2 separate regions of the Homo sapiens genome follow, and region 2 is linked to region 1. Evidence: chromatin loops called from intact Hi-C (ENCODE). Cell type or tissue: endothelial cell of umbilical vein. All regions are shown on one strand. Each heading gives the region's core, and the rest is flanking DNA. Links, peaks and the distances in the headings are about the cores only.

Evidence for each region. Hi-C counts contacts between places; a loop is a spot of excess contacts. Peaks named below come from ENCODE experiments on the same cell type or tissue, not always from the same donor. Only the 100,000 strongest peaks of a DNase experiment are listed, where the experiment ranks them.
Region 2: a loop joins it to region 1, with 3 times the contacts of the local background. A loop is called at or near these places in 16 of 110 quality-filtered maps.

What each region holds. Positions count from the first base shown.
Region 1 is chr7:95,470,045-95,486,044 of GRCh38, reverse strand. LOC107986823 (a long non-coding RNA gene) reads right to left here and starts at 15,233. Exons shown (of 3, transcript XR_001745286.2): 1 at 15,111-15,233; 2 at 13,983-14,890; 3 at 12,043-12,352. ASB4 (ankyrin repeat and SOCS box containing 4) reads right to left here and starts at 102. Exons shown (of 5, transcript NM_016116.3): 1 at 1-102. The coding sequence starts at 73. RefSeq lists enhancers at 15,438-15,487, 14,396-15,595. In endothelial cell of umbilical vein, for the core only: CTCF peaks have their summits at 7,111 (motif pointing right) and 8,883 (motif pointing right); a DNase peak (open chromatin) is centred at 8,924.
Region 2 is chr7:95,390,674-95,406,673 of GRCh38, reverse strand. PON3 (paraoxonase 3) reads left to right here and starts at 10,299. Exons shown (of 9, transcript NM_000940.3): 1 at 10,299-10,397; 2 at 11,960-12,030. The coding sequence starts at 10,324. It overlaps LOC107986822 (a long non-coding RNA gene), which reads right to left and starts at 10,202. Exons shown (of 2, transcript XR_007060439.1): 1 at 9,646-10,202. PON2 (paraoxonase 2) reads left to right here. Exons shown (of 9, transcript NM_000305.3): 8 at 427-555; 9 at 1,186-1,812. The coding sequence ends at 1,344. In endothelial cell of umbilical vein, for the core only: no CTCF peak of the experiment used is centred there; no DNase peak of the experiment used is centred there; H3K4me3 peaks cover 843 bases.

The DNA of each region.
Region 1 (16,000 bases), core at 4,166-12,165:
GCGCCTCAAGGAAATTTCTCTTAACTAACTTGGCAGCTCCAGATTTAGTGACAGGGGCAGTGGTGCCGTCCATCCTTCCTCTCCCTCTGGAAGCTTTGTTGTGATTTATCGAGAGAACAGCACCGAGCAAACAGGCGCATGCTGGAGAGTCCACAAACTGTCGGCTAATTTTATCCCAAAGTTATGCTGATCCGTTCTATTTATATAGGGATCATTTCAAACTTCAAAATATCCTTCTTGGCTGTCACTACATTTTCAGGTCCTTTAAACTGGTTATATATTAACTGATCCATTCAGTAATATATAGTGTCAATATGAACGAAAGCCCCCGTGATACATTTCCAGGCATGAAATGTCACAATTATTTCTTATATGATCAAAGTAATAATATAAGATTTAAAAGCTCTTAATGCTCTTTTTTTCCCCTCAATAAAAACATCTGGTGCCTGGCTGGAGATCCAGCGTCTTGCTCTGACAAGCCAATATCCAAAAATGAAAATCTGTTACAGTTGTGGATACATTTGCTTCTAAAAACCTGTAATAATTTTGCAATATGAGCTTGTAAAATCAACCATTGTCATACATATCTGAAGACAAACAGGAGGTTTTCAAGTGACCTAGACTTGAAAAATTTTAATATGAAAAGCTGGGAAGGGAGGAGGTGGGGAGACGGTCCGGGGCAGGGACTCTTTTAGGTAAAAAAGAAACTGAAGAGATAAAACATTTAAATGCAACATGTGAATGAACTTTATTGAATCCTGTTTTTTAATCAGCTAGAAAAGACAGTATTGTGGAACTATAAATGTGGACTAGATATTACTTGACAATATAGAAGTGTAATGATAAATGTGGTTATGTAAAAAAAATTCTTACTCTTAAGTGATACATTAAGGGATAAATTGTCATGATGTCTAAAACTTCTTTAAAAATAGCTCAGAAATGCAGACAGATAAATAGATGTGTGTGTATGTGTATATACATATATATACATATATACACATATATATACATATATACATATATACACATATATACACACACATATATACATATATACACATATATACATATATACACACATATATATATGTGTGTGTAAATAGAAACAGAGAGATAGCAAGTGTGGCAAAAACTTAAAGACTTGGTGAATCTAGTAAGGGATATATTGGTATCCATTACATTATTCTTTCAGCTTTTCTGTAAGTTTGAAATTTTTCAAATAAAAAGTTGGAGAGAAAAGTATACACTTAATTTTTCTTACATAAAATCATTAAAAATTAGGAAAATTATAATAGCAAGTTCTAAAGAGAATGCAAATAAATTGCATTTTTATATGTCGTTTGTGGAAGTCAAAACTGGTGCAAACTTTCTGCAGAATAATTAAAAACATGAATTTTTAAAAACTTACAATGATACTATTTGATTCTTAGAATTTACTTAAGCATGTAAATGATGCAAATCACAACATAATTTTAAACTTATTTTATTGATGTGTAATATAAATGCAAGAAATTGGCAAGTTACAGGTATACAGCTTGTCAAATTTTTAGTGAACAAACTCATGTAATCAACATTGAGGTTAAACCATAGACTAGTTCAAGTTTACCTGAAGCCCCCTTTATGTCCTCTTCTAATCAAAACACCTGCCTCAAAGAGATAACAATAAATCTTAACTTCTAATACTATAGATTAGTTTTGTTTGTTATTTTTTTTTGAGACAGGATCTCACTCTGTCACCAGACTGGAGCACAGTGGTGTGATCTGGGCTCACTGCAACCTTTGCCTCTCAGGCTCAAGCCATCCTCCCACCTCAGCCTCTGGAGTAGTTAGGACTATAGGCATGCAACCAGCACATCTGGCTAAATTTTGTGTGTTTTTTTGAAGAGACAGGGTTTTGCCATGTTCCCCCGGCTGATCTCCGACTCCTAAGTTTAAGCGAACCTCCTGCCTCAGCCATCCAAAGCGCTGGGATTACAGCCATGAGCCACTATGCCTGACAATTTTTTTTTTTTTTTTTTACTTTTTAATGTTAAACATTTTACAATTTTTGAAGATTTTAAATTATATAATTTTTGAAAAATAGCAACAACAAAAAGAGCCATATATGGAAATACTTCCTCAACCAAGGGATTGGCTCCCAACTGACTCTCTGTGACACACTGCTTTTGTTGAAATTGTATTGGCATTTTTAGGGAGCACTTTGCAAGTCTGTTTTATGCTATTGTTATGATTCTTTCCACAAATACCCATCGAGTATCTACCATTTGTCAGACACTTATTCTGGGCACTGCAGATACAGCAGTGAACAAACACAGAAATCCCTGCCCGTGTGTAACTTAGCTCACTAACAGATTTAAGTGGCGATGGGAATCCCTAGATCGCCTCCATTTCCCATACACTAGAATTTGTCACAAAGCTGCAAATATACTAAATTTCATACAAAAATAATATAGTTTGTTTATATCTAATCATTTGATCTGATCCCCCATTATGGGTCTCCCCACCTAACTCAGTGGCAAAAAGAAGGACAATTTAATTTTGTCCAACCTGATGTGTTAATCTGATCCAAATATTTAGCAGTCTCTTTAGGTAAATGATCAGTCTCTTTGAATAAAATTCTCTGTGTTTGAGAGTTCAGGCTTTCCCTCTAAGAGAGCTTCAGGGAATATGGGATACATGGAGGAACAATATTCACAATGCTAATATTTAACAACTGGTATTAACTAGAAGAGACTTTTGTCATAAATTACCAGTATGGCCAGACCACGTGTATCAAGTGAATAGCAGTCAGCAGTAAGAGTGCAGCTTACGAGACCTCATGGTGACTGAAAGAAAAGGGGGTCCTCAGATGGACTCATTGTCCTCTGGACCCTCCCTGATATCTCCGTGGCAGAATGGGTCGTCACTTACTTGGTCCTATCTGGCTACTAGAGTGTGTGATTCTGATCATTTGACTCCAGTTTTGATGTTCTCAAACGCTGCAGCCCGTCGGCTGACAAGGACGATGAAGAACAAGTCATCTTCTATTGTGCCATCTTCTTAGGGCCAGAATAGACATGAACCTAAGCTAAGGAATGGAGTTCCCAAGGGGTCTACATTCTCTCTAATGCTGAGCCGCTAACCTCAGTGTCCTCGAACTTCCTCAGGCATATCTGGTTGTTTCTAAACCACCCCCCATCCCATCAAAGTTCAACCCCGGAAGAAGTGTGTGAGGAGGGCTGAGTACATGCCATCTGACCCCTGGATCAGGCTATATATCCTCTCATAATCCATCAAGACTTCTAGCCTTCCTAGCTACAAGGGTCCAGTTGGACAATTTACTGCCTCTCTAGCTTTTCTTTTTCTCCCTACGTCAGCAAGCCTATTGATCTCCCTCCAGAGGTGGAATGGTTATCATCTTTGCCTTGTGAAAGAAACCCTATGACGTGAGTCCTTCAGGCGTGGTCCTTGAAATGCTAAATAAGGAGATAAGGTGATTTAGAAATATCCTCATTTCCTAATCCTTGAGTCTCACAACGGCTGTCTTTGTAAGTGTCTGCATTGAGACTTAAAGCTGATCAATGGACAGATTGTCCTTCAGTCCTTTCCTCAGGTTGGCAAACTTCAAAACTTGGCCCTCAAGGTCAAAGGCCACAGGGAACATGACTTCAGAATGAAATTTTAAAGCATTGCTTTAATATCTGGATGCAAATTTAAAATTTTAGCCTAAAGAGATGGCTATAATTTTTCCCACAGAAGCTATTTCAGTCTTGTCCCATAGCTATATAAATAAATACTGTATCTAAACTTCGTGGAATAATCCAAGAAAACAAACAAAGCAAATTTTCATTTAAAAAATGTATCAAGTTGAAAATGTTATCTATATAATTCTGCTAAAAATCAATTGATTATTTTACCTGAGCAGCAAAGGATAAAACTTACAGATTATTTGCACCTACAAAGCAAATAGCAGCTTAATTAAATTGCCCATCAAAGTCCTTCTAACATAGGAAGCAATGCCACCAATGCTAATAGCAGGTGTGAGACCTGCCTCCACTATCCAAGCCACCGCTTCAACTCACCTCAGGAGGTCAAATTACACAGTGGTCATGTTTCACACTGTCTAGTCAGGCCTGTCAGAAATTCCTGTCTCCTCAGCTCTTAAAAATGAAAACTCTCCATTCTATAAGATGAGCTTTTTATTACTGTTTCATTACATGTCCAGAACAGTGTCCTTTGCTCTTGAAATAGTATGAAGACCTTTCTGACAAGGCAATGATGTGGCAAGTGGCCCGTAAGACCCTGGTGTACTCTCTGGGGACCCATGGCTGAGACAGCAGGCACAAAGTCCCAGATGCTTGTCTGTGTACAACATAATCTGTCTACTTGGAATATCTTCTCTGGAACACAAATGGCTCCTTGGTTTATCATGGCATTTAAACATGAATTTGATGCTACTAAGCCACAATCACTTATCAAATGCAACCATAGGGAAGAAATTTGAAGCCAGCTAGAATTGGAAACTAGAATTTCTGTGGCAACAGAACCCCTTGGGCCTCCTGACTTTCTCAGCAGCTGAATTAGATGTCCTTGCTATTACAGAAATGGATGATTAAGTGGTCTGACATCCCTTTCTTCTCATCTGTTATACTTCTGTAATATGTAGCATCTTACTTATTACACGTCATCTTGTTGTTTTTTTTTCCTTTTTTTGCTATTCTTTTATAGGTTAGTGTTAATGCTTAGCATAAAGATGCCTTTGTTTGTAAGTAACACCAGCAACTGGAACTGAACCAGTAAAGATTTATTGGTTCCTATAATGGAAAATTCCAGTTGTAGTGTTTGGGTTTCAGCAGAGGTCTGATCCAGAAGTTCTCAATGTCAACAAGGCTCTTCCAGGCAGGAGGTATTATTTGTGGTAAAATTTTAATTGTTATCATTATTTCTAGTTTACAGATCAGGTAAACTAAGAATCAAAGACTATAAATGAATTATACAAGGTCAGATAGCAAATAAGCAGCAGATATAACACTCAAGCCTAGATCTTGACACTCCCAACCAATGTTCCTATTGCTCAAATGGATTTTTATATGGTTTTTTTCAGGTTAATTAGATATTCTATTTGATCACTGAGTAATCTAGTAAGAAATCAGCTCACATTTAGCCCTTCATTCAATAAATATTTTTTGGGAACTTACTATGAGCCAGACACTGTATTAGTTATCTTTTGCTGCATAGCAAATAACCTCAAAATGTATTGGCTTAAAGCAACAGTCATCATTTATTATCTCTCATGGTTTCTGTGGATCAGGACACAGTGGGAAAGGCTTGTCTCTGCTCTATGATGTCTGTGGCCTCAAACTAAAGACACAAAGGTCGGGGGTTAGACAATCCCCTTTAAAAGTGGCTCAGTCACTTAGCTAACAAGTTGATGCTGGTTATGTGGTTTGTGTCCATGTAGTTCTCTCCATTGGCTGCTTGAGTATCCTCACAACATGGTAACTGATTTCTCCCAGAATGAAAGATCCAAGAGAGCCAGTTGGAAGCTGCAACATCTTTTGTGACCTAACCTAGGAAGTCATATACCACTGTTTCTATCATATCCTATGGTCACACTGACTAGCACTGATTCAGAGTGAGAGAGGATTTTGTTAAAGGTGTGAAAACCAGGAAGTGAGAATCAATGGGGTCCATCTTAGCTACCACCTGTACTTTTTATAAGTACTGCAGATACACAAAGAAAGCATGTTAAAATCTTTACCTTTATGGAGCTTTTATACCAGTGGAGGGGCTACAAGGGAACAGACAAAAAAACAGACAGTAAGATATATAGTTTGTCACATGGTAATATGTGCTACCAAGAAAAGTAAACTGGGTAAGGTCTAGGATTGCAGCCACACCATAAGCCACCCTTGTATAGATCAGAACAAGGTGTGCTCCTGTGGACCAACAAGTAAGAAAAGTCTCCTCCACTTCCAGGTTGGTCCTGGGAAGGTGTTATGGCCCTGGAAAGCACTGCAAATTCAAATAAATGGTCAGAGAAGTATTCACTTGCCTTGAACAAAAACTTGAATTGCGGGAATAAGCTATGCTGATATTTAGGGAAAGAGATTTCTAGGCCATGGGAGCAGCAGATTCTAAGACCCTGAGACAAGAAACAGGAAGGGACACCAGGAAGCCATCCTATTCAGATGCCTGCACCTCTTTTCAGATATTTTTGAAGCTCAATGAAGCTTAGGAGTATAACTGATGAATATGCATTTATTTCCTTTCTTCTACTTCTTGAACCCAAGTCCAATTCTCTCAAAGCTAAACCCACAACAGCATCCTCATATCTGCTGTGTTCTAGGCCTGATACATAGTAGGTTCTCCAAAATGGCTTATAATTGATGATAGTTTTGTTTCTTCTGTAGACAAGCAATAAAGTGCATATTTTATCAGTGGATATTCAATATTTAACACAAAAAAGTGGGGCAAACACACAAAAAATTTTCAAACCACATTAGGATTTCAATGATCTATTCCCAGAGGCCATCTTGATTTGGGGGCATGGCCACAATATTATAATAAAGAGCCAGCAAGCTAGTACAATTAAAACTATACTTTTATAACAATACAGATCAATTCTGTGGACTAAGCATACTATTTCATAAGAATAATTACCAGGGTTGTAAAAATCACATGAAACAACGTATATAAACGTACTTTGCATATTGTGAAGCATTATAGGAGAGTTACATATTATTACTGTTGTTCATATCAGTGGACTAATAGAACATCACAATTTTTCCTGAGAAATACTAAGTGGTGTTATGGTGAAAGACCGTCAGACTGAGACACCTGGATCGTATTCCCAGCTCTGGTGGTCATAAGCTGTGTGTTTCAAATAATTCAAAATACCTCTCAGTGACTTCTTTTCCTGTAAGTAAAATGAGACCTACTAGACACACTCCTCAGCCTTTAGGGCTTTTTTCTCCCTTATGGAACACAGTGTCCTGGACATTGGCAAAGATTAATACCATTTTGCAAGGGCAGAAGACCTTGCTGAGATTTTTTGAAAGTCTTCCCTGTGGCAGCCATGTTATGGGCTGCCCTTGTCCACAGACTGATTCAGGTTCTGTCTTCAAGCAGTTGGGGGCGCTGGAAGAACTGCTAAGATGCTTCAGCGCTAAAGTTCGGCGTATTCATTCTCAATTGTAATTACATACTGGGAGCATGTGTGTTTAACATAAAATCTGTTCAACAATCCTCACAAATGGCAGAAATGATTGCTTTGTAAACGGGAGGGTCCAAAGTCCTACGCAAGCACATCTTCGCTTGGAACTCTATTTGTGGCCTGGCATCCCTCTCTTTGGAATGCTGAAGTAATTATTTAGCCGCTACTGCCCACTTCTTGGATCCCATATCAGCGAACAAACCAGCTGCCTTTCATGTAAGAGTATTTAAAGAATTCGTAGCTAATTACCCTGAGTGTTTCCGGAGAATCTTGGTCGCTGGCACGATGCTAGATTGTTCCGTTTCAGCGACTCTCTTTACAGGTGGTGGATGTCAGAATGGCTGGATTGACATAAGCAGTAACCAAGCACTGGCCCACCTGAATTTTGACAGACTATTCATTTCACGTCATCTTTGACTGTGAAAGACAAGGTTTTTTCAGATCAAACATCCCTGCCCCACAGAGGGGGCATTAGCTCTGTGTTCCAGGTCTCCTAGCAACTGACCTGCATTTACACGCCGTCCAGCACAGTTTAAACATCAACACCAGCTTGTATTTCCATCCCTCACCCAGTTACACACTTCACAACATCAACTCGAGGGAATAATTTACCATAATTTTGTCTCTTCAGAACATTTACCTCACAATTGTACTCCAGGCAGCATTTGCATCCTCTTTTTACTTTTGACAAATTTATGATGCAGAGGTGCAGTAAGAAAAAAAAATTATCCTTCCCTTTTAAGGGGTAAAGAAATTGGACTGTCCTCTGTAACGTTCTTTTTACACCCACAGTTGTCAGAAGCCAATAAGTTGTTTACCAATTGCAAAGATTCATCAGTTTTATTTTATACTATGGAAGTATCTAATTCATGAAGGAGCAATCCTCAACACAACACCAAAACTATGGGATATTGCAGGAAAAAAAAAATTGCACAACAAATTTGCAGACAAAGCTGCAGTTAGGAATGGGAAAGAGGAGTGGAGAGAAAGGGGGCACATATTTTCAGAAAACCATAGAAAAATAGTATACCTAAAGAGAAACAACACTCTTGCTTTTTAAAAGAACTTAATTTTGCTTGTAGAATCACAGAATTATAGCAAAAAAAAAAAAAAAGGTTCTTGTTAAGGGTATCAAATCTTCTCATTTAAGAAAAAAAGTACTGAGGCCATCTCACTTACATGTTTGCACAAAATTGCATAATTAATTAGTCGCAAAGCGAAGTCTCCAACCTAATGTCAAGCTTCATACTTTAGTTTTTGAACTACACAACGCTGCCTTTCTGTAGTTTTCTATAGTTTTGCATCTCCTCTCCCTAAACTGATAGTGTAAAGAAAAAATAAGCAGCCACACTAGTGTATATAAGCAAAGCATTCCACTCTTTTTACAGTAGATAAATTTGTGAAAACTTGACAAATTTATAAAATGAGCAATGTTCAATTATTATTTTATATATTTTTTGATGTGATAACTATATACTTGAGAAATTCAAAAGGTGACGTAGAGTTGACCCTTTGGCAAATATTTTAAGGATGCCATTTCAGAAAGGTATTAACAAACACAGCTTCAAATAACGAAGCACATTTTAAAGCCACAAACGTTTTTCTAGAGAGAGAATCAAAATTAAAACCGTGCTGCTAGTTGTCTTTTAGGGACTGTGTTAACACGTCAGGCCACATGATGGCAGTGTTCCTCGATAAATGAACCCGGAAGAACAGCTGCAGTATCCTGGGGAAAAAAAAAAAATCCAAGCCAATGCGGATAAAACGTGATCCAGGTTAAACCACAAATATGGATTTTAAAAATTTTGTTTTAATCCACGTAAACCATATCTTTCCTGATCATATTTTCCTACAATGAATTTCTCTACTGAGAATTTGCTATTGGTTTATGATTTCATAAAATAAATTTCAATATGTATCTAACAAATACATAAATTAAACATTGTTTGGAGGAGGAGTGGGTTGTCCCTTTATTGTTTGTTTTTGCTACAATGGTATTAAGAAGAACATTCAAAATAATAAGCTAAAAATGTTTCATACCATGTGTCTCCAGATTCTTTACAGACCGTTGTCTTATGAGTCTCTGTCTTTGGGTGTGGGAAAGCAAGACAAGCTTGCTTCTCATGCTCACAATTTTTCTCCTAGGCTGAAAATATTCCCTATAAGACCAGAGTGTGATTTCCTGAGTCCTTTCTAAAAAGGCGTGAAGCCACAGATGGAGGTTAAAGCAGCAGCTACTGTCAGTCAAGGCCCCAGGCAAGACTGTGAAATCAAAGATATTGTTCCCGTTTCCCAGCCCTGGTCTTTTCTAGTGTCTGTAGCTGCCCCTTGATTGCTCCAGGGGGTAAAAGAGCTAGGCTTGTCCTCTAGATCTTCCTTCCATTTCTTGATTTCTCATAGGTGAATTTTGTATTTTAAACATGGGCTGTGAGCTTTCTATAAATTTTTTTTTAAATATAAAAAAGAATGTCAGTCACCTGCAAGAGAATATTTTGGGACAAGCATGCAATACGCACCTACCTCACACAGCTAACAGCCTTGGCTGAAAGCTATCCGATGACTCTGGGCTGGGCTGGAAGCCTTGCCGCTGCATACCACAATTTGAACACTATTGACTGAGTTATTATTAGGTGTCTGACACTGTGATAGGTGTAGTAGGGACCGACAGATGTGTAGGATTCAGCCCCAATCTCAAGAACTTATAGACGAATGAAATTAGACCATACTGGTTATACAATAAGGCAGACCAGAATCTACTGTGCCAGAAATACGAAACACAGGGAGCTGGCATTATAAAAAGGAAAGATCACACCATTCGGTTTGAGGAATCAAGAAAGATTTCACAGAGGAAATGGTATTTGAAATAGGATCTTGGGATCTTGATATATAGAGACCGAAAAGTTCAGGTGATTTGATTTCTTTGTTTACACTGTGATGCCATTTAGGAAGGCACCCCATAAATCTTAACTAAGTAAAGATTCTTCACAACCTTGCCAGCTCATGGCAAGGATTAGAGATGGGGGAGAGAATGGCCATCTAATTTTACTAAAAGATAAAGAATATGAGCAGGAAAAATAGAAGATGACACTGGAATACATGATTTGGTTTTATAAAGACAGAAGACCTTGAATGCAAGTAGAGCAATTTAGCTATTAAATAAATTCAAGGCCGGGCACGGTGGCTCATGCCTGTAATCTCAGCACTTTGGGAAGCTGAGGTGGGTGGATCACCTGAGGTCAGGAGTTTGAGACCAGCCTGGCCAACATGGTGAAACCCCATCTCTACTAAAAATACAAAACTTAGCCAGGTGTGGTGGCACGCACCTGTAGTCCCAGCTACTCGGGAGGCTGAGGCAGGAGAATTGCTTGAACCTGGGAAGTGGAGGTTGCAGTGAGCCAAGATTGAGCCACTGCACTCCAGCCTGGGTGACAAAGCCAGTCTCCATCTCAAAAAATAATTAATTAATTAAATTCAACCTGCAATGGGGAGTCACTGACCACTGCCAATATTCTAGGTTGTGATTTTACTTCTAAATTCTACATCCAGGTGGGCGTGGGGAGGGACTATGTAAGGAAAGATGGTCATTGGCTATAGTGTAGTGAGTGTATAGTATATGACCCTACCTATTCTATTGACAGCCTGGATTATGACAGCACTTCTCAAATTTTTCGGTACTTCAGAGTCCTCTGGTGGGCTTGTTACAACACAGACTGCTGGGTCACACCTGACAGAGTATGAGTGAGATCTGAGTTCTTGTTAAATGCCAGTGTTGCTGGTCTAGGCACTATACATAAAAAACAGCTTGTCTATAGGCTCTACAGAACATTTGCCAGGGTATAGAAAGCCACCTCATCCTAAGGATCATATTGCAAAAGTATCTCCTGAATCCCTCCTCCTTAATTACTGTTTCTAAATCTCAATGATCAGTAACATCAGATAATTTTTACCTTAACTACATGCCTATTTGGGGTAAAACCATTTTACTGTTGAAAACATGGTATGCATAATGATATAAAAACTAATTTTTAGATGAGGCATGGTGGCTCATGCCATAATTCCAGCACTTTGGAAAGCTGAGGCAGGACTGCTTGAGCCCCAAGAGTTCATGACCAGCCTAGACAACATGGTGACACCCATCTCTAAAAAAAATTTTTTTTTAAATTAGCCTGGCATGGTGGCATGTGCCCGTAGTTTCAGCTACTCACGAGGCTGAGGTAGAAGGATTGCTTGAGCCCAGGAGGTTAAGGCTGCAGTGAGCCGTGATTGCACCACTGCACTCCAGCCTGGATGACAGAATGAGACCCTGTCTCAAAAAGAAAAACAAAAACTAAGTTTTAAAATAGGATTTTAAACTGCACATTCTGCAATCATAACCAGGTGTCCAGTTGTCAGGGTCTGGAATAACTTAAAAGATATGTACAAAAACAGAGATATAAAAAAAACAAATTGATAAGTGAGCAAGATCCCTTTTGGTAAATTTTGGTTCTTTAAAAAATCAAAGCACACAAGTTATTATCAACTGCTACAGTCCATGTATATCCTATTTTTATATTTGACCTCCCCAAAAGGAAAATATAAATAGCCAAGAAAAATAAATGTGTAAAATGGCAGAGACAATTATTAAACTGAATGTTCAAGAAAAGGAAAAGACTAAAGTTCAGCACATATGCATATTCGCTAATTTGAAGTCAGAAAAGTCTTTCGACCTGATTTAATGTGATCTTCATGTGATCTATAGTCTGGGCCAGATCAAGTAAGGGTGCGCCCCAACTTTTAGCAAATACCACACATAAAAATCTAGCTTTACAGAAAAGATCGAGATTCATTGAATGTTAAGGCTGAAAGAGTTCTGGAGGTAACTTATGGCTTTATTTTCAGTTAAGGAAGGTGAAGCCTAAAGATTAAGAAATGTCCCCAAAGCCATCCGGTTCCTTCTTTCCATCCCCCTTCTGACCTAACTCCACAGCCAGTGAGTAAATCCTCTTCCCTGCTCTCATTTTCCACACCATTCGTGGGTAAAGACCACAGGGCGGCATTGGCTTAAATCAGGCCTGGAGTCCCTGACCATTGTTCCCCATCTGTTGGTTCTGTCTCTCCAGCAATGATTGCAAATGCCTCAAAAACAGGAACCGCTTCTTCAATCCTCTCCTGAATTCCCTATGGATACATGAAGAGGCTGATTATTCCGTTGATTAAAAAAAAAAAAAAAGGAATCTCCAAATTACAAAAGCATTCACAATGGCATCTGTATTCTATAGGCTCTTTCAGGTTGCAAGAGCAAGGGAGACCAATCGTGCTTCCCTCATTAATGGGGATTTATTGTAAGGACAAACAGTACGAGGTCTAGCAGCTGCACACCCAGCCAGGCTCCGCTGGGAACTCATCACTGCTTGTTATTGTCCTGGATAAACCTGTGGCTCTCACAGCCAGGCAGCTGCTCTCCTGACTTAACTGCTTACCCTCTCTGTGCCTTGGGTCCTTCACGTCTAAAATGGAGATAATAATAATACCTCATTGGGTTCTTGTGAGGATTAACTAAGTTGACATGTGTAAAGCCCTTACAAGGGTATCTAGGGCATAGTAAATGCTAGAAGATGTTAGCTATCATGATTAATTCAGTGCAATCCGACAGGTCTCCTTGAATGGGAAAGCTCTGACTCCTCTGACGGATAGAGGTGAGAAATTCCCTTTTTGTCTTCTTTGAGAATTTGACTTTTTTTCTCTCCTAGTTTCTGCTCATTAGGATCATTACTTCCCTGGTGGAGAAAATCAGCTCACTGCCCGTCCCTTCAGAAAAGATATTAGGAGCTACCGACTCCATGGAAACTTGCCACTGGTGAGCAATCATTTATTCTACTGCCAAACTGCTGGAGCGTGGAGAGAGGAAATAGAGGATTTAGCAGTTTGGTTTCCTTGTACTGAGACAGTTTGATTTTTCTCTACAAGTTTTGGCAAATCTTAACTATAGCATGCCTAAATTATGCAAACACCGTGGGATGGGAAGTGCACGTTTCTGGGTGGACCAGAGCTGAAATGTTATACATAGACCTGTGTTGCTCCTGAGGAGTGCTCCTTGGGGCTAGCTGCAAATCCAGCTGAGGTTAACCGCGTTTTATCATACTGCAAAGAAGCTCCCTTGTAGTTAACCCTGCTGTGGAATTCAGAGCCTGTCCTGAGCCTTTTTGCTTGAGGCTATGCACGTGGACCTTGGCAGAGCATCATTAAAACCCCTATTAGTGAGAGTAGACTGCTTTTCCCTGTGAGGAAAAGTATTACATTGCAGTAAAATGCAAATCCACTAACAGGCAACTGCAGATTTATAGCACTGCAGTTCCACAGGAATCACAGGGAGATAGAACCTTGTTTCCCCCGGCAGATTGGAGTTACTAGTGTGTACAAATTGCCCAGAATTCCACACAGGACCAGGTACATAATTTGCAGGGCCCAGTGCAAAATGTTCAAATATTATTGAGATTTGTTCAAATAGTATTGAGATTTTCAAGATGGCGGCAACAGATCATTCGTCTAAGCATCTGGTCATTCTGAACACAGGGTCCTGTGCTACTGCCCAGATTCTATGTGTCATTGAAAAATGGCACTTTCAATTTTGGACACATTTTTGGGGAAAGAATGTAAGTGCAGATATAAACCTTGTTAACCCAATTCCTTCAGCCTGGGGACACCCACACATTGGTAGATAATCAAAATGGCATGAGCTACTGAGCCCCCACCTAGTGTCATTATTGATATTGTAAGTCCCCTCCCACCACCACACACACCCACTGACCTCCTTTTGCTGTGAGTATGAGGACACTCACACTCCTCCTCTGATCCTTATGTTTTTTTGCTTTGTATTCAGTAAGAAATGGAATAGCACAATACTTAAGCGTATAGACTCAATACTACTAGTAGTTGTGCACCCTTGGGCAAGTTATTTAACCTCTGTGTGGCTCGGTTTCTTCATCTGTTAAAAAAAGCAGATAATAATAGTACCTGCCTAAGAAAGCATAGTGTTAGCACACATAAAATACTTAGCATTGTCCCTGGCACATGGCAAATGCTCTGGAGGTGTTAGCTGGTATTAACCTGCTACCTTTGCCCCAGCTGCAGTCAACTCCACTGTTGCCACCACTGCTGTCCTCTAAAGTCCTAATGTTCATGTAAGGGCATTCCTTTATGAGAAAAGAGGGCATTAAGCTAGGACCTCAATTAAGGGCCAAAATTAGACAATTATTGTTTATTTCCAAATGAGTTTAGATACATACTGTCACAGAAGTACACTGACAGTGTTGGAAGAGCCTTCAACTCTCATACAAATATAATTGCTAATAGGTGTAAACATTTTAACTACAACAGAAACCTATTTTGACATGTCTTCATTTTAAAATATACCTGGAGTCTGGAAAAATAGAGGTGGCCTTAGCAGTGTGGAAGGTCCCTGAAGCAACCACTCTTGATCATCCTCATTTTTCCTTTAATTATAAGGGCAAGAACAGAATTCACATTGTTTTGCAAATGAGGAAGCGTGCAGGAAAGAGGACAATAGCAATGGCCCTGGAGCTCTGGGGAAGCAAACCTGACTCAGACACCAACTCTGTTTTCCATGGGGCAAGCCACATCATTTGAAGGGGACGTGCGTCTTTTTTCCTGTAGAATGCAGTTCATAATGAGGGTCCTCCCTAGGTCATGGTGCTGCTGGCAATTGTGCAGGATATGGACATTAGAAAACACACTTAGAAATGAGCCAAGGGGACAGAAAAATGAGAAACATTTTGAGGAAGCAAACAAGAACGAAATCAATATGGCATCAACTAAATCATTTCAGGCATCAAGGATGACTGAAAATGGAAATATGGAATAAAGTAGGAGTTGAATTTAGGGCTCTGAAGGAAAACAAAGTAAAAGTTAAACTTACTTTGTAAACAGGGAACCACCCGGAGAGTTATTATGTTAATTTCTTTCTCTTCTTTGGTGGTGGCTTAAAAGAATTTTGAATAAAACATGTAAGTATCTTTCCTAATGGGGGGAAAAAAGAAAACCCTACCTTTCATTTCAAATGAGTTAATGGATGGGACAGTGCCTTGAAAAGTCCTATTATGAAACCAGCCAGAGCATTATCAGCCTTTCTTCTTAGATTCAGTCGCCACAGCTGCCAGGCCTGTCCAAACAGCAAACAGGAAATGAGAAAGGATCTGACACCACAGCTTCAGAGAGTTCTTACCGACCTCCTGGAGGTGTGGGGGCGGACAGAGAATCTTGAGCAAATATGTGTACTTTCCACTTTATTGATAAAAATATACTTTTATTGCACAAGATTTATCAAAGTGGCCCTGTCTACAAGTGTTTGTTCATTCTTTTAAAACATTTTTAATGGAAAAATTGCATTTTATTTGCTTAGATCTATGGATTAAGAGTTTTTTTTAAAAAAAGCATAAAAGTTCCTATTGCAGCAAATGATCAAAGAGAGCTGATTTCCTCCCATAGCTGTTCCTTCAGGTGTTTTTTATTCTGAAAGGTTATTTTCCTCTTCTTTTCAAAATGGTGCTCAGAATGAAAAGGCAATCTGTATTTAAATGTTTGCTTTATATTTCCTTTGTTATTCAAGAAATTGTGTGTGCCTGGACATTTAGTGTTCACATTACACTTATAAGAAAACTGGAACAAGTACTCTGAAACTGTATATCTGTAATTTGGGAGAATGTGTTTAAATTTAAAAAATAAAACTTTTTCCAGGAAGAGGCTCTATGCACAGTATCAGGATGGGGCTACTCCATTCAGAATCTGTTGCCATGGTGACCGACCTGG
Region 2 (16,000 bases), core at 5,401-13,400, 81 kb after region 1:
AAGGTTTATGCACAGTGTCAGTTCTTTCAATAATACATGAAGGTAGAAATTGGGTTCCACACCATTATTATTTTCTTCCTACTCAACAACACATATTTTAGGTTGATTAAGAATTTCCTATCTTGCTTTGATTGAGTTCCTTGAGCTAACTGATCATTGTGCATCTTTTAAAGGAAAAGGAGTTCAGTTTTTAAGATAGATTTTTACAGAGACCGATTATCACCCTAACTTTCTTAATTTCAGGGAAGAAGAAAAGTGGCTCCAAACCAGTTTTTAATACATTCCTTTTAAGCAATATTGGTGTTAGAAGGTGGAAGCAGGGCGATGTGTAATTTCCTCACATGCATAGAGGCAGGAAGGTTACCTCTAAATTATTTAATCAAGTTTCTCATGTCATTTAGATTTTGACAATTTCTCATTTGGAAGGTACTTGAGCTGGATACACTGGTGGATAATTTATCTATTGATCCTTCCTCGGGGGACATCTGGGTAGGCTGTCATCCTAATGGCCAGAAGCTCTTCGTGTATGACCCGAACAATCCTCCCTCGTCAGAGGTTTTTATATTTTCAGTTTTTTAAACTTAATTATTCAAGTCCTTTTGAACTAATAATACAATAAATTGTCACAGGGATGATTTGTTTAGTTATTTTAAAGCAATAATATAATAAGCTTATGTCGTGGTTTTGTAATTGCGTTAAGCCAATAATTGGCAGAATGTTACATTGTTCAAATACTTTAAGAAAGGTAATCTTTTGATGTATTAAATTATGGTGGAAACTAGTCAAAAGGCATTTTTATAAAGACATGTGCCCTTCTTGGGTGGTATACTGGCAATTTTTAAAATATCTGATTTATTGTCAGCTCACCACATGATGTGATATTTGTTCATGTTGAAGTAGTGTGAAAGTAGGCACATTAGTATGAAAGTATTTCTATTAAAGCTGAATTGCTATAATAACACTAAATCCTGTGTTGGCATGGAATAACTAGATGGTTTTAAGAAAGTACTTTCTTTGAAGATTGGAGAAAGTACTTTAATTTAAACATTAAAAAGATTGGTAACTGCTATTTTCAACAGCATGTCCCCTTAATCAGTGTGTCATTGTGGAAAACAGGGCTTATTGATGATTGAGTGACATGCATGTACGGTGGTCTTATATTCATACTTTGTATCCCCTGAATAGGTTCTCCGCATCCAGAACATTCTATCTGAGAAGCCTACAGTGACTACAGTTTATGCCAACAATGGGTCTGTTCTCCAAGGAAGTTCTGTAGCCTCAGTGTATGATGGGAAGCTGCTCATAGGCACTTTATACCACAGAGCCTTGTATTGTGAACTCTAAATTGTACTTTTGGCATGAAAGTGCGATAACTTAACAATTAATTTTCTATGAATTGCTAATTCTGAGGGAATTTAACCAGCAACATTGACCCAGAAATGTATGGCATGTGTAGTTAATTTTATTCCAGTAAGGAACGGCCCTTTTAGTTCTTAGAGCACTTTTAACAAAAAAGGAAAATGAACAGGTTCTTTAAAATGCCAAGCAAGGGACAGAAAAGAAAGCTGCTTTCGAATAAAGTGAATACATTTTGCACAAAGTAAGCCTCACCTTTGCCTTCCAACTGCCAGAACATGGATTCCACTGAAATAGAGTGAATTATATTTCCTTAAAATGTGAGTGACCTCACTTCTGGCACTGTGACTACTATGGCTGTTTAGAACTACTGATAACGTATTTTGATGTTTTGTACTTACATCTTTGTTTACCATTAAAAAGTTGGAGTTATATTAAAGACTAACTAAAATCCCAGTTTTGTCTGTGTTTAATTCTGAAGGCATATGGCTAGGAGAAATGGGAAAGCAGCTGCTTCCTTATGGAGTTTGGATAGGCAAGCATGGCCATATTAATTTCTCTTGTGGAAAGCTGAAAGTGAATGGACTCTTAATTTGAAACAACAACAACAAAAATCAATGAAATATTGCAACTCAAATTCCCAGTTCCTAAGGAGGTTTCCATCAGCTCTCTTCCTTAATGGGAGTCCACTTTAGAGACAAAGAGGAAATAAGGGTTGGGACAGGAAGGTCTTGCCACCTCCTCATTGAACAGAACTGTGAACTAAAGCCAGGAGAATGAAGTCAGTCGTCCGTGACCACATGGTTAAGCAGCAGCAATGCTAGGATCAGGGCCGCGTGCCCAGCTCACAGAGGGAGAGTTTTTCTGCTCACTGTACCTCCTATAAAATCATCATAAGCCCTAGAGAGAGACTTTCATGTGTTTCTTTCCATTGTAATTTATCAAACCACTTTACTTCACTTCTCATACTTTTTCCCTATCATCATCATGAAAATATTTGTCAGTTAATTACAATATGCCAAACAATGCAATGAAAGTATTACATTCGTTATCTTATTTAATCCTAATTGCAGCCTGGAGTAAGTATTGATATTATATCACTGTTAACATTTCACAGATATTCAGTCTATTTCTGATGCCAGAGCCTGTACCGCTAACCACTACATGATGCTACTGCCATAGAACGAACTAGTATTTTATTACTGTTTTTCCTGATGTATACAGTTTCTTCATGTTTTGTAGATATGTTTGAGTTCTGCTTTTAGATGAATCATTTAATGGATTTTAAATTTAAATTTCAGTAGTATTCTTAAATTTGGCCTGTATCCATTTGGCCTGTGTTGTTATTTATATATTTAAGTAGTTTGCTACATATTGTATTGGATTTATTTCATGCTAAAATAATTATTTTCTTTTTTGTTTACATTGTCCATGGGAAAATGCTAAGTCACAGATGAATACAGCAAGATTAAATATTGCAGACCTAGGGATCCAAATGAAGAACTAGATGTTTTAGATTTTATGAGATTATATCAGACTATCTAAAAAGCTACATTTATAAAAAGTACTGGAATACAGTAGGCATAAAACAAACTTGGTTTCTATTGCATTTATTACAAATTTTAGAACAAAACCATGTCCTTTGCAGCAACATGGATGCAGCTAGAGGTCATCCTAAGCAAATTAATGCAGGAACAGAAAACCAAATATTGCATGTCCTCACTTATAAGTGGGAGCTAAACATTGAATACACATAGACAAAAATGGGAACAACAGACACTGGGGACCACTAGACAGAAGGGAGAATGAGGCTATGGGCTGAAAAACTAACTGTTGGGTACTATGCTCATCACTTGGGTGACAGGACCATCCATATCCCAAACCTCAGCATCATGCAGTATACCCAGGTAACAACTCTACACCTGTACTCTTTCACTACCCCCTCAAAAAACACTGGGGAGTACAATTTGCTGGATCATATGGTAGAAGTATGTTTAATTTTGAAGGAAACTGCCAAATTATTCCAAGTGGCTATACTGCTTTGCATTTGCACCAAGCAGTGAATGAGAGCTCCTATTACTCCACATCCTGGCCAGCATTTGGTGGTGTCAGTATTTTGGATTATACTATTATGAAGTGGTATCTCATTTTGATTTCCAATTACCTGATGACATAAAATGTTGAACATTATGCTTGTTTGCTATCTGTATGTCTTCTCTGATAAGGTGCCTGTTTATACCATTGGCCCATTTTAAAAATCTTCCTTTTGTTGTTGTTTTGTTTTCTTATTAAGTTTTAAGAGTGCTTTGAATATTTGGAATAACAATCTTTTGTTAGGTATGTCTCTTGCAAATATTTTCTCCCAGTCTGTTGCTTGTCTTCTCATTCTCTTGACAGTGTGTTCTGCAGAGGATATTTATTTTTAAAAACAAAATCAGGGCACCTCTATAAGATAATATAGCCACTTCAAATGATACTACAGAATATTAGCATAGACATGTACTCACAGTGTATTTTGAATAAAGCATGCAAGTATTTTAAAAAAATTTATTTGGACAAAAGTATATGTAAGTTAATAAGCACATGTATGGCCAGCCACGGTGGCTCACTCCTGTAATCCCAGCACTTTGGGAGGTTGAGGTGGGCGGATCACCTGAGGTCGGGAGTTTGAGACCAGCTTGACCAACATGGAGAAACCCCGTCTCTACTAAAAATACAAAAATTAGCCGGGCGTGGTGGTGCATGCCTGTAATCCCAGCTACTCGGGAGGCTGAGGTAGGAGAATCCTTTGAACCCGGAAGGCAGAGGTAGGTTGCGGTGAGCCAAGGTAACACCACTGCACTCCAGCATGGGCAACAAGAGCAAAACTCTGTCTCAAACAACAACAACAACAACAGCAAAAAAAAAAAAAAAAAAAAAAAAAGCACATATATTATTTATCTTAGAAATAAAAAAAATGAATAATCTCTGATTTTTGGCTTCTCTGGACCATGAGGAATTCTATCAAACTCAGTATATTGTGCACTTATTTATGGTGTCTTCTCTCTGATCTTATACTGAGCTGAACAATTGAAAACAACTGAAACTGTAATTGGGATATGACACCATGAGGTGAATATAGGTCTTACAGGTGTGTATGTGTTAATTCTTTTTACTCCAAGATTCCGTTTAGTGACAATAATTGTTTTTTTACTTTTACAAAACCTCAGCTCTTTTATAACAAATGTGAACATGAATACTTAATACAAGGAGTAAGAAAGATTAAATATAAGCTATAATACAGTATTTTTTTCATGTTGCATATGGATTAATCCTTAATTGCAACTCATATAAAGCTGATTCTTTTCTCTGGACTTTGATTTGCTCAGTTTGAGTCCTATCTTGGAGTCACAGCCAACCTAGGCTAGTGAATATCTACTCTACTCAGCAAAGCAATGAAAAAGTAACAGCTTAAAAGTAACCCACCGCCACACCAGCCACTTCTACCTTTCTGTGGCTACTTGTAGTTTTCATTACTCACACTGTTTTCCAGGGAAGGATTTCTGGGTGTGAGAGAAGGAGCTGGGTGGGAGAATCCCAGTAGCATTCTCTTTTAGCTTTCTGCCCCTGCTTTTCAGCACTTTTCTTCTACTGTGTTTTAATTTTCATTCTCTTTTTATGAGTTTAAGTACACTTTGAGATATTTAAGGAGATCTGTATTTATTTTTCTGTGAACTTTTTTTTTCCTTCAAGGATGCTGGCCTTTTTCTATGAATTTCTAGTTCTTCATGTGTAAAGGAGGGAATTATTTTTCCAGTTCATAACTAAATCATCCATTATGCAATTCTTGACAGGGATTGAAAACATCAGGAAATGATGTTTTCCATTAGAAGAGAAAGCAGTACAGATATTTTCAAACTTTTAAAATGGAACCTGGTTGTCCCATCATAGGCAGTATTGAGTGCAGAAGACATTACTCAGACCTTTCTTAAGAAAGGGCTAATATAAAAAATACATTTATTACATGAATTGATTCAAGGCCTGAAAATGATGATTAGGATAAACATGACTTTTGTCACTCCACTTTGAAGAAAACTCTCCAGATTTCTCCTACAATATAAAATGGAAACCACAGCTTTAAATGGACTCTCTGAGGCTGGGAACAGTGGCTGACACTTGTAATCCCAGCATTTTGGGAGGCTGAGGCAGGAGGATCACTTCAGCCCAGGAGTTCATGACCAGTCCGGGCTACATAGCAAGACCCCCATCTCTATGTTAAAAAAAAAAAAACTTTAAAAAAAATTACTACAGCTTTATATATAAGATATATGGTGGCACCTGCTGTAGTCCCAGGTACATGAGAGGCTGAGGTGGGAGGATCACATGAGCCTGGGAAGTAGAGGCTGCAGTGAGCCATGATCACACCACTGCACTCAAGCCTGGCCAGCAGAGTGAGACCATTTCTCTAAAAATTGTTTAAAAATGAATTCCCTGTTTTTCTATTCATATTGCTTCTGTTTCTTGGTCCCCATATCCATAAATACAGCCCTCTTTAGCAGATTCTCCAAGCCTAGACACCTTTCATTTCTCCCTCTCCCTCACCACCCCTTTGCTCATATCCAAACAATTGCCAGTCCCTCCACCTAAACATTTCTCAAATCCATACAATTCTAAGAACTTTGAGAAACAATCTCCTCACCTTCTCCAATCACCCTCACATATCTCACCCAGAAAGGCATCTAACTATCTCCTAGCCTCCAGGAAGGGTAAGTGCTCCACCTGCTCCATAATCCACTCTCATCATTGTGTAGCAATGTTTCTAAAACACCTGCCAAAACATGTTACTTCCAGTGGCTTCCCAATGCCCCTTAGAATATAATTCAGGTTTCTTAACTTGGCCTACAATCTGCCTTCCTCTCCAGATTCAATTCTCACCATCTTCTTCCCAAATCTTTAAGCTCAGTGATTCTCAAAGCATGGTCCCTGGGCCAGCAGCATCAGCATCACCTGCAAACTTGTTAGAGATGCAAATTCTCAAGCCCCACCCCAAATCTAACAAATCTCAAACTCTGGGTCTAGGACTCAGCAATCTCTCTTTTAAGGAGCCCTCCAGGTGATTCTTAGGCCTGCTGAAGTTTGAGAACCACTGCTGTATCCATACTGGACTATTTCTGTTCCAATTCCCCTACTTGCGGATACCCCGACCTCTTTCTGTGAACCTCACCACCCTTTCTCCACTTAATTAACTCCTTCTCCTTGTCATACAATCTGACAAGTTCATGTAATATGTTGAATCTACCTTGAGATGTGTTCCAAACTAGAGTCGCTGAGGGGCTACCAGATATTGATGAAAAATCCCCTGAAGACAGTTAAAGTGGAAGATAAATCTGGAAAGAACCTTCCTGGCAAAGTGTGGCCCCTCAAGGATCCCCCCATTCACTTGGTGCTTACATAGTGAAATGTGAGCCTGCTGGAACCCTGGTGCTCATCCTGCTAAATACACTCAGCGCAGATGATTCCTAGCACACCACAGGTTGCACCTGAAGTCCTGAGTGGGGGAACCTTCCCCATGGTGAGTTGCAGGAAGTCACCAAACAAGGTATCAGACTTTCACTACCTGACTTCATTATTAAGTGCATCTTCAGAATGAAATTGAGAATTTTATTTAAATTCAGATATACCTAAATATTTAATACTTAAATAAGTATAAATTTAAAATAATAAATTTTCTAAATAATAGAAGTCATTTCTTAAAATAATACAAATATCTGGTCCTCTAGCATTTCTCTCTTCTGAGCAGCACTAGACTCATTAATGCCATGTAGTCGTACCCAGGTTTTAAACAGTGGTTTCTATGGCTTAGGACAATGTTTCCTAATGTTCTAAAATCCATATCCTCTTTTTAAAAAACAGCTTTATTGCAATATAATCATAATCTCTTTTGATTTGTTGCTCTTTTTCTCTATCGCCACCTCTTTTTCTTGGCAAGATTCACTGATAGAAACAATCTTTTTAAATTAAAAATGTAGCGATTGTAAACATGATCAAGATATAAAGTTTGAAAATTTTAAACATTACAGAGGGTCGTACAGTAAAAGCAAAGTCTCCTTCCATACTCACTGACCTCCCCACTCTCCACGACCCCAATCTTCTGCTCTCAAAGTAACTACTCTTCAGTTTATGTCTAGATTGTTTATATATATATATATATATACACACACACACACACACACACACACATATGTGGATAATATGTAATTCCCCTAATTTTATACCTTAGAATTATACCACATGTATATTCTGCATCCCCCTTAATGGCATTTTGATTATCAATGGTGTGGGACTCCCTAGATCTATATATAGTATTGTGTTACTTACTGTTTAAACGTATAGCATTGAATTTGGTCTACATTAGCTCTTTGAAAGCCCCACTATACATATAAGGAAAGAAGGGTCCAGAGGTGGTGATAAGTGATTTCAAAAGATTAAAGGGCCAACTACAAATGGAATTGGATCTTGAATTTAGGCCTTTTGAATTTATCTGTCCTGCTCTTTCAAAGTCAACAAACCCCTTTTACAATACTGATGTACCTGTGGCCTCTTGACCAAGTCAATTTGGCCTATTGCCAAGAGCAGATTTAGATGGTGACACTCGATACAGTGGCCTCCAAAGTTTGGAATTCTTTAATGCTAATTTACCATGCTGGGGATTTGAATTACTGATTATGGTATTCGAATAAAAACTAACCACTTCTAGGGTTTAAAGTTAATGTATACACACACACACACACACACACACACACATGCACACACACACACAGAGACTCCTCTGCCTAAAGTGAAGAATTTTTAAACAAATTATAGCTAACACAGAACTTCAATCAATTGCCCAAGAATACGCTTCTTTCTTTACCCCCTTCTTCATGCTATGCTGCAAACACAGTGATAAGGAACATGAGCTCTAGAGTCACCTGATCTGAGTCCAGATGGAGGCACTGACACTTAGTTATGTAACCTTAAGTGAATTATTACTTTACCTCTCTAAGCCTCAAAGCCTCACTTTCCTTCTTTTTAGTCCCATCAAACTTGCAGCAAGCAATTCACTTTACTTCTTTGTAGGTAAGGTTAATAAGAAGTAATGTGACAAGGCATGCAAACGCTGAGTGAAATAATAATATGACTATTATTATTTCATTATTCATTCCATTTATTTTTTATTCTTCTAATTTTTCTTTCTCCCAAGTCCATATTTTACATCCATCCATCTAATCATATTTATTGAGTCATTATTAAGCACAAAGTTCTATGGATGGCACGGGAAAACCCAGTGATCAATGCGATGGAGTCCTTCCCACAGGAGCCTACAATCTCAAGCAAAGTTCAGAATTAATTAGTGGTTAATCTTTACTGACTTCATAAAACGTATCAAGCACAGTGCAGAGCACTTGACACTCATTATCACATTTAATTTTAAGCTACCTATGAGGTGGACGTTCTTTTACAGAAGAGGAATCTGTAGCTCAATAAAGCTGAGTACTTTATCTAGGCTGGATCCAAACCCAGGCAGCCTGACTCCCAAACCCTGCATGCATGTCTACATCACACCCCAGGCCCCTCAGCTCTGTGAGCCCTCCTGACTTCGATTCCTCCTCTGCTTGCACTCTTTTAACATTAGTCATCTTAACAAGAACTCTAATCTATACAATTCAAGACGTTACACTGTCCTTTTAATACAACCCTTCTTCCATAGATTTTCTAGAGGCAGCATGGTAGAGGCAGCTCAGTTAAGGGCCCAGATTTTGGAGTCTGCTGCTTGACAGCTGCCTGACCTACAGCAAGCCACATAAGCAATCTGTGCTGCAGGTCTCACCTGTAAAATTGGGGTAAGGCTACCCACACTCCAGAGATTGTGTTGATAATTAAATGCGTTAACATAGGTGTCAGCACAGGCAAAGCACACAGTCAGTACTGCATAAGCGGTGGGCTTCATTATTCATCCTGTAATTACGTATTCATACTAGAATCATGTATCCCATAGGTCAGGGACCACCTTTTCTTTCCTTAATACCCCCAGGATTGGCAAATCTTGCTCTCTCAACAAATAGTTTACTCGGTGGAACCTAACAGAACTAATATTTCTTTCTGTCCGTAAATAAAAATAGATCATGCTTGAATGTGCTACTTTGCCCGAACTCCCCAAGTCTTCCCGCATCTTCAGTTCCTCCCCCTCCAACCTGGTGTTCATCAGGAGAGGGGAAAGAGCATTTCTTGCCTGGCAGGAACTCAAGACCTAGAAGAAAGAGGGCCTACCCTGCCAAGGAAATGACCTTCCCCTTCCTCGCCTCTGCTCCTCTTCCCGTTTCCTGTCTTTTCCTTCTTTTCTCCTGGTGTTTCCTTCTCCCGTTAACTATGGGGACAGACGCAGCTATTCACAAGTCCGTCTGGGCAGCACACTCCGAGGTAAGGCACGAAGGTCAGGAGACAGGTTCCCGTGCCCCAAATCCTGGAGAAGATGAGTTAAAGCTCTTCGCTTCGATTGCCTTCGCCCTTCCCGCGTCTCGGGAGCAATTCAGTGTCGCCTCACGTCTGGCCTTGCAGAAGTCCGGAGTTCCGGCTCTGAACTGGAGCTCCCCGCCATTCCCGGGCCCTCCGGTTTCTCCCTCAGGCCATCTGAGGAATTGAGGTAGGATTTCGCGGGTGTTAGGAGCAAACTCCCACCACAACTCGGTCCCGGGCTCCCTCTCCGTTGAGCCTTGACCTCTGCCCAAAAAACAAGGAATCGTGGGCGTGAAGGCGGCCTTGAACCCGGGCGGCGGGGCTCGGCGGGACTCGTCAGCGCCCTGCTGCGGCACCCGGGCCGCTCAGGTAAGTAGGAGGCGTGTGCGGGCGGGGCCGAGCGGGCCCCAATCCGTACGCGAGGCAGGAACCGCCCGCCGCGCCCCCGAGAGCTCTCGGCGCCGCGCAGTCGCCGCTGGGCACCCCGAGACCATGGGGAAGCTCGTGGCGCTGGTCCTGCTGGGGGTCGGCCTGTCCTTAGTCGGGGAGATGTTCCTGGCGTTTAGGTGAGTGGCATCTTGACAGGGCGTCTTCGACTCTCTTTCTCTCCTCTTCCAAGTGAGGTCAGGGGCTGCCTGGCGCCCCCTTCCTAGCGGGTAGGAAAGAGCAGCTTTGGAACCTCACTCCTCCATCTCACCCAGCAAACCGCCCCTTGAGACTCGCTTATGGGGAAAGTGAGCTACTTGCGTTTCCAAAGACTGCCGAGCCGAATTAGTCCCATTTATTTTTTGAAGGTTATGATCCCCCACTTTGCTTTCTGAAGGTCATGACCCCCTTTTACTTTCTGAACGTGATGACCCCTTTCCCAGCTCGCCCTCAACATTCTGCTTGGGAAAAAAGGACGTCCATTGGAAACGCCGGACTTGGGAGAGAGGATCAGGCTACCAGTTGGATGTTTACGGCTGACTGAGACATTGCCCAGGTCTGGCTAACCATGCAGAAGTACTGGGTTATGGAACCTATCCTAGATTTAAAGAGCTGGCCAGACAGCAGGGCAAACCAGCTGAAACCTGCAGGCGGTAACTGGCATTTTGTAGGCATTTGACCTTTTGAAGTGGAAGATACAATGGTGATAGCCAGCCTAGAAATGTCTCAGGAAAAGTCAATACTGGGCTAGAAAGAAGAACCTTTAAGTGATAATACACATTCATGAGTGGATCGAAAGCCTCTGCTTGCTTTCAGTTGTCTTTGAGTGTTTATGTATTTCTCTTAGTTGAAGCTGGTCTTCTTAGAGGATCACGTCTAGAATCTGTTGAGGTGCCTGGTGCCTATTAGTAATACTTCCAGTTTGAGAGTTTTATTGTTACATTTGCTCCCAGTGCAACCACATGGAGAATCATAAAATAATAGTAATAATAATAAAGTAGATCTAAGGGTATTTTTTTAAATAAATGACTGTAAGATAAGTATTGAGTCTTTCTGAATATACTTTAATAAAAATTTTAAATTATCCCTGATATTAGAAGAATGTGGAAACATTCCTTTTCACTCTGGAAACAAGAAAATTGTGTTGAAAAATAAATCGGCCAATTGTTTAAATTGTGGTTGGTTTAATGAATTTACATACTTGCGGAGTAAGTCAGCATAAAATTTAAAAATTAAAGCAAAAGTGATAGAGTTTGACTATTAGGAGACCCTGTTGAATTTTGGGAAAGCAGTTTGGAAGGAAAAGTTCAAAGGGCAAGACTGTAGGGGATTAAGTGCAGATTTATAACAGACGATACTTTAGAAAATTAGGGCTATTTCGTGCATTTAAATTAATAATATTGTTCAATTACTCATACTATTAAATAGTGTCTTTTATTTGGGCAGCAGAATTTTCCATGTTGAATCATATTATACAGTTTTTCAGCAATAACTGGGTAAGGTTAGCTGATATAGGTAAAATACCCACATAATGTCTACATTATGTAAATAAACATGAAAGGAAGTACCTACTTACTTGTTATGTCATTCATAAATTATGATAAAGATAGTTAACCAACACGAAGATGATTGAAGTCCACATTTAAACATACATTTTGAATGCTGTGCCTTGACTTCCAGGGTTGGGTTTTATCTTCTACAGAGAAAGGGTGAATGCCTCTCGAGAAGTGGAGCCAGTAGAACCTGAAAACTGCCACCTTATTGAGGAACTTGGTATGTATGTGACAGTACCAAGAGGAGCCAGCACAGCTTCTTGGTCGTCATCCACCTGACTGAGCCCTACCAGCTCATTTAATTACCTGTCACTACTTAAGCCCTCCCAGTGGGACATCTGCCCCGTCCACTCTGCCCCATGCAAGGTCTTCAGGGGTGTACTAAATGACATTCTTTGTGGGTTTTTCTCAGCACATTTCCTTACTGACATCTCTCCACATTACCTAAAGAATGTCATTGACCACTCCCTGGTTTTCCCCTCACTGAATGCTTCTCCTTTCCCATCTGTGGTATTTCACTCTCCTCCTTGTCCTCTGTTACCTTTCCTTTTTTTGCTTCTTTCTTCTTTCCTTCCTCCCTCCCTTTCCTTATTGTCATTCCTGGCTTCAAGTGTTATTTTTTTTCAAATAATATGACTCAGCCCCTCCCCTCAAGAACCTCACAGCAGGCTGGGCGCAGTGGCTCACACCTGTAATCCCAGCACTTGGGAGGCCGAGGGGGGCGGATCATGAGGTCAGGAGATCGAGACCATCCTGGCCAACATGGTGAAACCCCATCTCTACTAAAAATATAACAATTAGCCGGGCATGTTGGCGGCGTGTGCCTGTAATCCCAGCTACTCGGAAGGCTGAGGCAGGAGAATCACTTGAACCAGGGAGTCATCGGAGGTTGCAGTGAGCTGAGATCGCGCCACTGTACTCCAGCCTGGCGACAGAGCGAGACTTTGTCTTAAAAAAAATAATAAACGAAGGAACCTCACAGCCTACCTACCTTCTTTTAAAAAAATTCATAAAAAATCCATGGCCCAGTCCCTAACCTTTCAAACTGCAGCCCTTCTTTTTTAGTCAGTTAAAGGGCAGCTCCAGCTCAAACTCTCCCTAAGCTGAAATCTATTTTACATTTCTGTCGTTTTCTCCCTCATCCTCCCACCCACAACCAGCTCTGCTTCTAGACTTTTCCTATGTATGGTACCCCCATTCTCAAAAGATTCAGTTCAAAATCCAGGAACCATTGTTCCCCGCTTGTCCCTCATGCTTCTACGTGAGACATGGGCTAATCTCACCTACTAGTTAATGCCACACCTGCTTATTTGGGCTCCACAGCTCCAATTCTTCCTGACATTGCTAACAGAAAAATAAAATAAAATCAGGCTAGATTGTGTTCCCTGTTCTGGGAATATGTTCTTTCACCTTCTCACCTTTGCTTATGAAATTCCCTCCAAACTTACTGATTCCTCTGTCTCTGCTTACTAAAATCAGCTGCAAAATTCATCTCCTTCCTCTGAACTCTCACAGCACTCTGAAGCTCCGATTCACTTATGACACCTGCCACATGCCTTGTATTATAGCTAGCAGTGTTCTCTCTTTCACTATCAGATTGTAAACTCCCTAGGGCCAAGAACTGTGACTTATTTATTAGAATGTGATGAGATAGCTTATTTTGGGATATGATTTTCTATTTTATTGCTATATTTAAAAATACAGAAAAAGTACCCTTTTGATTTGAGTTTTCTGCCTTTTCTTGCCTCTCAATTTCTAAAAAATAAAGTAATCTGAACCTTGCACTCCCTAGTCTTAGAGGTGGTTTGTGCTAGCAGCTGGAAAGCAGAAGAAACCAAAGAAAACGCCTTTCCTGAATTGTTTTTAAAAACCTGAGCCCCTTCAAGGGATTCTGTTGGAGAAGGGATATGAATATGTGGATATCTTTGAATAATGGGGATCCTTACCCCACTGGCTGACAGCATTCTGGGAGAGGAGCAGGACCTCAGAAGGAATGGTTGCAAGGTATCTTTAGGGACGCTGGACCCTGTGTTCCAGCTAAGGTAAAGACCTTGTGTCAATGCATTACATGGAAGTAGCAGAATTGTCTAAATTAAAGGGACCAGTAACTTTGGCAATGAATAATTCGATGATACGTAGTGTAGAATGAATGCCAGATGGCCTTTCCAAAACATTCTGCTTAGGTTTAGAACCCACCACTTAAAATGATTTCATAACCCTAACAGACAAACCCAGTAATGACTCAGATTGGATTTTCCATCAACTTAGTGGAATAGGATATCAGAGTGATTTAATTTGATTTTAAAAATAAGGAAATGTGACATTTACTCATTTGTTTACTGTTTTGTGGTGTAGTAGTATTCATATTCACTATACAAATAACTGTCAAAATATATAAGCCTGCAAATAATCAAGAGGTATAATTAGACTAGATGATTGGTAGGGTCTAGTCTGACTCGAATTGTATCACTCAACTAGATTTGAGAAGGTAAAATTACAGTTAATATTGTGAGTCTTAGGTCAATGTTCTGATTTGCCAAATATTTTGAAGAAAATGGCTTAAATAGTTGGAAGCAGGCTGGGAGCAGAAGAAAGAAATGCCATGTTACTTCTCATGTCTATTGGCATATGTTTGGTGAACTAAACAAGTTAGAATGATGATGGGTCATGTGTCAGTAGGACAATACTGATATATATGTTTTGAAAAAGCTGCTTTATCAAAGGCCTGGTGACTATGAGCAGCCTGTTGAGTCCTTTACAAACATCTACATCATCCTCATAACCAATTTGTAAAGTGGATGCTGCTATCTATGCTTTGCAGATTAGGAAATTGACATACAGAAGAATTAAGTTGCTTGCCCAATGGTCCGGAACTAGGGGGTGATGGGCTTAGCTTATGAGCCAAGATCGTTTCCTTCTATGCCTTTTTACTCTCTGTTGTGTAACACTAACTTTCTGATCTACTGACAACACATTTTTTATTTTGGAAGCTTCAGGAAAGTATTGCAACAGTGGAAAACAGAAAATCTGAGATGCAAACAGCTGAAATATTACTAGATACAGGTTAATCAAAACAAGGCAGTCTAGATATTTAAATTAAGATAATGGATAAGATAATACTCACAAATCACAACTGGTTGAGGAGTAGAGGCTTTACAAAGCCCTGAAAAGCTGCTGAAGGATTTTAGGTAGGGTATAGTAGGCTGTAACAGAGCTGGAGAAAAATTCTTATTTGTGTTTTCAAGACCCAGACTTTTGAGGTTTATTTTATTGGTAGAAGAAACTCTTATTTTGTTTTCCTTCTCCAGCATTTTTTTCTGGGAAGAAAAGTTGAAAGGTGAAATATATCTTTCTCTGGAAATCATATCTCATAGATCTTTTTGTATTACGTTCATCTTTTTATCCAAGGCTTTTGAGGGTCAAGGATTGTTTTAACCAGGACGTTATCTGGCTGCCCTTGACATCTAATCAAAGCTGCACTTGAAATATGAATACTTCAGTAGGACTTTCACTAGGCAGGATTATCGAGTAGGTGGCCTCTGTATTTAATACCTACGTATCTTCTCTTCCACTCCTTTCCATTCTATAGCTTCCCATGTCTCCAATATATGCTTCTACTCCATAATAGGTTCCATGTGTTTTCTTAGCTGGCTATCAGAAACTTCTCTCCAAGATGTGAAGTGACGATAATAAAATTAACTGATAGTAATGCTTTGATGTGATCCTTTATCAGAGTGCCTGTAGGGGATGACTGGAGAAATGAAGAAAAGAGTAAAGAAATGAAGTTATGCCAAGTAGCAGTAGGGTTGACAGGCTAAGAAGCAGTAGGCACCTATTCATAAGACTGATTTTAGACTTAGCAGTGGGATTTTAATGATAGTTGTGCATAGGCTAATAAGTGTGTGGGAAAGTCTCAGAGGAAGGTATCCTGGGGGCTTTTGCTCCCACAGGTGCCATTGTTGCTGAGATGCATGGGGCCTGTCGTGCAGGCGTAGTGTAGGTGACAGCTCCTTTTTCAACTTGTTCTCAGTCAAAACTTACTTATTATATGTCTCTTTCCATAGAAAAAAATGCTGAAAACTAGCTCTTACTGAGAAAAAAGATCTAACTAAACTTTCATATTAATATTCAGTAATCTTTCATATTCATTTATACTCATTAGTTTATTACTCAATAATTTCCCAATATGA